2 separate regions of the Homo sapiens genome follow, and region 1 is linked to region 2. Evidence: chromatin loops called from intact Hi-C (ENCODE). Cell type or tissue: MCF 10A. All regions are shown on one strand. Links, peaks and the distances in the headings refer to the core of each region. The heading gives the core; the rest is flanking DNA. Region 1 has its middle 420 kb from the start of LINC02624. Region 2 has its middle 370 kb from the start of LINC02624.

What was found. Peaks named below come from ENCODE experiments on the same cell type or tissue, not always from the same donor. Only the 100,000 strongest peaks of a DNase experiment are listed, where the experiment ranks them.
Region 1: it touches region 2 in a loop (5-fold over the local background); 2 of 110 quality-filtered maps call a loop at or near these places.

What each region holds. Positions count from the first base shown.
Region 1 is chr10:106,558,093-106,561,014 of GRCh38, reverse strand. No RefSeq gene overlaps it. Among named protein-coding and RNA genes, the nearest start is that of LINC02624, 420 kb to the right of the region's middle. In MCF 10A, for the core only: no CTCF peak of the experiment used is centred there; DNase peaks (open chromatin) are centred at 1,384 and 2,494.
Region 2 is chr10:106,505,293-106,508,214 of GRCh38, reverse strand. No RefSeq gene overlaps it. Among named protein-coding and RNA genes, the nearest start is that of LINC02624, 370 kb to the right of the region's middle. In MCF 10A, for the core only: no CTCF peak of the experiment used is centred there; DNase peaks (open chromatin) are centred at 1,174 and 1,464.

The DNA of each region.
Region 1 (2,922 bases), core at 133-2,632, 53 kb before region 2:
CAGGCAGGAGAAATCAAAATTCTGCCTTTGCTAAAGCAGCTACTAGTGCCTAAGGACTGAGATAGAATTTTGTTTTTTTAGTAAAATTTAAAATGTTAACTGTTTTTGCATAAGCACACTTTCCTCAAAGTAAAAGCATGAAGAACAGCACTTAAACATATAACGGATAAAAGAAAAGAAAGAAAAGGATTAGAGATAAATTTCTCTAGCCAGGTGACGAATGAAATCGAGCACAATTTTTTAATATCAGGGAGGTTTCATATACATCCTGGTCAAGCAGAGCCAGAGTGGTGGACACCCTGACACAGTTCAGAAATAGCAGCTCTGGAAGAAGTGGGCCCAAAGTCAATAGAGAGATGGAGCAGAAAAGAGGACGGAGTCACGCTCCTGACCAACCAAAATAGTTGTTCCAGTGTCCTCATCTGCAGAAATACCAGATGACGCAAAACATATTCTTTGTTTCTGAGATGGAGTCTCACTCTGCCGCCAAGGCTGGAGAGCAGGGGCACGCGATCTCGGCTCACAGCATCATCCGCCTCCTGGGTTCAAGCGATTCTCCTGCCTCAGCCTCCTGAGTAGCTGGGATTACAGGTACGCACCACCACGCCCGGCTAATTTTTTGTATTTTTAGTAAAGACGGGGTTTCGCCATGTTGGCCAGCCTGGTCCCAAACTCCTGACCTCAAGTGATCCGCCCGCCTCAGCCCCCCAAAGTGCTGGGATTATAGGCGTGAGCCACCGCACCCAGCTGACCCAAAACATATTCTTCTCTTCATCTTTCATTCTAAGTCTCTATCCTTCTGCTGTACTTAAGAGAAGCATTCATGTCTGTATTTCCTTAAGGAAAAAGTTTTCAAATAATGATGAAGCTAAAAGCCTCTCTGATCATCATGAAAAACTTTACTACATTTCTTTTGGGAACAGGATTAAGATAGGAAAGAGCATATTAAACAGAGAATAGATCATCTTCCAGATTGGCTGAAACAGCAATGGCAATAGAGAGTATTTTGGGATATAAAGCTAAAGAGATGGGTTGGTGATAGATCATGGAAGGCCTTAACTAACAGACTGAAAAGATAGGTCTTTATCAAGAGACGAAAATTCAATTCCAAAGCCTTTAGAAGTTTTTAGCAGTGAAATGGTATGCTCAGAACTCTGCTTTTAAAGTTTACTTTGGAGCAGAGTGTAAGATGGATGGTGTATTAGTTATCTATCACTGCATAAGATATTGCCCCAGAATGTTGCAGCTTAAAAAAACAAACATTGTTACTTCTGCAGTTTCAAAGAGGTAGAAATCCAGAAGTGAGTAAGCTAGGTGATTCTGACTCAAGGGTTTATGAGGCTGTGGTCAAACTGTTGGCCAGTACTACAATCGTAGGAGGACTTGAGTGGGCCGGAGGATCCCCCAAGATAGCTCAATCTCATGGCTTTCACTGGAACATTTAGTTCCTCACCACATGGGCTTTTCTACAGGCTGCCTAAATGTCTTCATGCCATTTCATGACATAGCTTCCCCTAGAGCGTTCCAAGAGAAAGTGAATGAGGAGGAAGCCTCATGCTTTTAATGACCTAGTCCCTGAAGTTGCACCCTGTCACTTCTGCTCTATTCTATTATTAGAAATAGGTCACTGGCCAGGCGTGGTGGCTCACGCCTATAATCCCAGCACTTTGGGAGGCCAAGGTGGGCAGATCATAAGGTCAGGAGATTAAGACCATCTTGGCTAACACAGTGAAACCCCGTCTCTACTAAAAATACAGAAAATTAGCCAGGCATGGTGGAATGTGCTTGTAGTCCCAGCTACTCGGGAGGCTGAGGCAGAAGAATCGCTTGAACCCGGGAGGCGGAGGTTGCAGTGAGCCCAGTGAGTGAGACCCCGACTCCGTCTCAAGGGAAAAAAAAAAAAAAGAAGTGGGTCACTAAGTCCCGCCTACTCTCAAACATGGGCAGGGGCAGGAGTCAGAGGAAGGAACTGGGCTCCAACTCTTGAAGGGGGAGATAACAAAGAATTTAGGGACATGAATTATTAATAAGACCAATATAGATGGTTTATCATTGGAATGTCTTAGGGATTTTTACCTTACATCTGGTGCCTCCCATTCCAGAGGATATTTGGGGCAGGAAAACAAATCAGAAGTCTGGTGCAATGGTAAAGAGGCCAAACAAGGAGACCTCAGCTAAGGCAGTGTGTTGAAGAAGAGGAACGTCAGGAGAAACATTTATGAGGATAAATTATGAGGGTTATTTTTAGCAAGACTTTCAGTAAATTAGATGTTAAGAACTATTCAAAATTTTCTTATTTTTAAACTATCTGTCGTCATCAGATAGGGTATATGGGACTGGTCAGATGATGGCGTCGTTGGCAAGAATAAAGAAGTTAGAGGACATGTTGAGGAGACACAGAGAGATAATGTGTTTGCTTCTGCAAAGATTGACTTTGTAATATCAGTGGCCCTCCCATGTGCAAACATCTAGCAGGCTGTTGAAATACTAACCTGGAACTGAACCATGAAAAATAGGGGATGAGCAATAATATAAATAAGCAATAATATAAACTCGGCAAGGAATGGCTTGGCCAAAGGGGAAGGAAGGAAGACGGTTCAGTTTAGCCTCTTGAAAAATGGATACATTTGCAAGAAGGAGGAAAAAACCAGAATTTTTGAAAGGAATCAAGAAAAGAGTTCAGAATTGCACGGGACATGATAGCAGGAGGAAAGGGAAGATGAGGTCAGTTTGCAGTGCCGAATGTTGTGAGAGGTCAGGAAGGAGCTGGACTGTGTGGGGACAAGTGTGTTCAGAGATTGTGCTGTCTGTGGTATCTAGGAGAAGGTTATAAGCAGGATGGGAAGTGAAGAAAAACACATGGCATGGAGTTGAGCAGTGAGAGGAAAACCTCAGTAGTGTGCTGAGAAAGGTTTAACAGCT
Region 2 (2,922 bases), core at 99-2,598:
GAAATGTTTTTTCCCAGCACCATTTTTATATGAGGAAATGGAGCCTTAGGAAAGTAGATTTTTAAAGGTCAGACCTTTAAAAATCAGCTTTGGATCCAATATTAAATCCATATCTCCCAAAGTAGATACGATAGTACCAGTCATCAGTAGATCTGTGCCACTGCTTTTTCCTATTTATAGCAGGTGCCATACCATTGGTGACTATAATTATTTTCCCAGATTAAACAAAGACCTCCCATTGATATCTATTACAATCCAATTTATGTTTCAGAAGTTGAAATTGCTAATTTAGTGATTTCAACACAAACTTTTAATCTGGATCTTAGCTTTGTGTGAAGTGCTTGCTATTATTTTGCTGTATCTTGTGATGGGGCTGGCATATATTTAACCCCATTGATGACACTTGAATCGTATTAAAATGATGTAGCTAAGAATTTGGGCTCTGAAGCTAGACTCTGTGGCTTTGAATCCCAGTCTGTCATTTACTAGCTGTGTTTGTGTCTCAATTGCTTCATTTATAGAGCATGCAGAGTACCTTTCTCCACAGAGTTACTATACAGATCAAAAGAGCGAATACATGTAAAGTGCCTAAAATGGTGCCAAGTCTATAGTAAAAGTTCAACAAATGTTAGTTATTATTTAGTAGAAAGGATTCCTTAAAAATGTGTGATTATACTGTAAGATTAATCTATAAAGAAATGTGGGGTTAGGAGGTACTTGACTGGAAATTTAAGTCCTTGGAATAGCAGTAGAGAAGAAAGGAAGAAGAAAAAGATCCTACCAGAAATATGTGTATCTAACAATCAAGGGAAAGCCACATAAAACAAGAACAAGATTGAAATTACAGCGAAAGGAGTTTGGGACTGTTTCCTCCCAGCACAGTGTTTCCCTAAGCCTCCAGTCAAAAACAGGCTGGTTGACATGATTATTTAGTGGCCAGTAAATTCCTAAAAAATGAGAACAAAAACAATTAATTTGGTACCTAGGAGATGATACCAGATGTGACAGAGGGCAAAAATGGCAGCCCTTTGTGACAGACCTAAAAATGTATTTACTACCTTTACCTAAGATATTATGTGTTCTGCATGAAGCAGTCATGAGAAGGAATGAGTCACTTCCCCAGGAAGCGCATATCCGAGGAATTTTAGGTGATACAAATAGAGTCTGAGTAAGGAAATGGTGAAACACCATCTCCTATCTTATTTTAATCACTTTCCTCTTCTGGCCCTGGGATCCAACCTGCCTCAATGCTGTTAAACCAGCGACTTTCCATGTGGGGTTTTCCATTGTTTCTAACCAGTGAGGATGAGGTCCGTACCCAGTCTACCCTGGAACTCAACTCCAATTTTGCATAAAATTCTTTTGCAAAGTTCTCCCTCGACACCTGCCAATCAAGGACCATCTTTATAACCTTTGTTACAGAATGTTTGGGGAATTTCGCAATGGCCACAGAATGTACCAAGACAGTGCTGCTTGAGAGGCTGCCACTCCCAGGGAATTCTGAGGACCTCTGAGGGAAGTTGTTTCATTCTAGATGCCAACCTTGTATCATCTCATCTCTAAACTCATTGTACTATTACACAAACTGAGTTTATTACAGTGTGTGTGGGTGTTAACAGAGAAACAAAGAGCATACTAGCATACTATGAGAGTATATCATAGAAGCTGAGCTAGCCTGGTAAGAGACATTTACTGTGCCCTGAATTCGTGAGAGTGAAGTAGGAAGAAACTGCCAGAGGTAGAACTCCAAAAACAGAAGGCTGTTTTTTTTTTTTTTTTTTTTTTTTTTGCATTTGAAGAGTTGGAAGAATTTTGGTACAGCTTTATGGGATCAGTTAAGTCTAGTAGACTGCTAGAGATTGGAGGTAAATAGACCTCTGTGGCCACAGGTAAAAGCAGATTCTGAATTCAGATGGTCCATAGGCTTGTCTAAGTTCATGTTACTCTCTAAAGCATTATTTGCAAGCACATGTTTTGGGTGGGATGCATGTTACACACCTAGATGAGAAGGTAAGAGGGTATCATGAAGGTTATAGAAGTAACAAGACAATTCTTAGACCTCTAAATCCAAGCTTAACCATCTGCTAGCTCTCTGGAGGACTGATTTTATTCTTATATGGTGGTACATTTATTTTGTTTCATATGTTAATTCAACACTAAAATTTACCATATTGACTATATTTACTAAATTACAGACATAGTTGTATTATATTCTTGTGTTTTAAGGCCTCTTCCGAGTAATGCCACCTTTTGTCTACTGTTTAACCATTTAATGCCAGGTTCTCATGGGAATCAAAATAGGCAATTATAAGTGACCCAAATGAAATCATGAATTTAGATGGACTTTCTCTGCAATTGTAGATAGAAACACAATGGCAGTAGGAAAGACTGAATGAGGATGAGAGAAAACATGCTACGGATATCGGAATTTGGCCTAATGGTGGATCTGTAATGGAGATGGTAGCTCTACTAAAGGGAACCACACCCATAATTATCTATCAGTCCATGAGTGTATAGAACATTTCTGTACTCTGTAGTTTTTGGCTTTTTATACCTTGCCGTATATAATGAGTACAAGTGTGGCTTAAATGAAATAGGCTTTGACCCTTGGTAAACTAGAGAATAGACTTCAGTTATGATTTAACCAACATCGCATGGTAAACTCAAGAATAGCTATACATCCATGAATTAACAAACACTATGTGAAAATGTTACATTCAGAAAGGAAGACCTATTCCACTAAAATTTCCTTCCCTGTAAGGGAAAGATCTATTTCTATCAACTCTGGTCAGACTTTGGGGATATAAGATTCATACAGAAAAATATCAGGACACAACATTAAACCCTGAACATATTCTTTCATGGTTTTAATGAAGTGATCAAGAATAGAAAGTATCTTGGATGGATTCCAAAAATATTCAA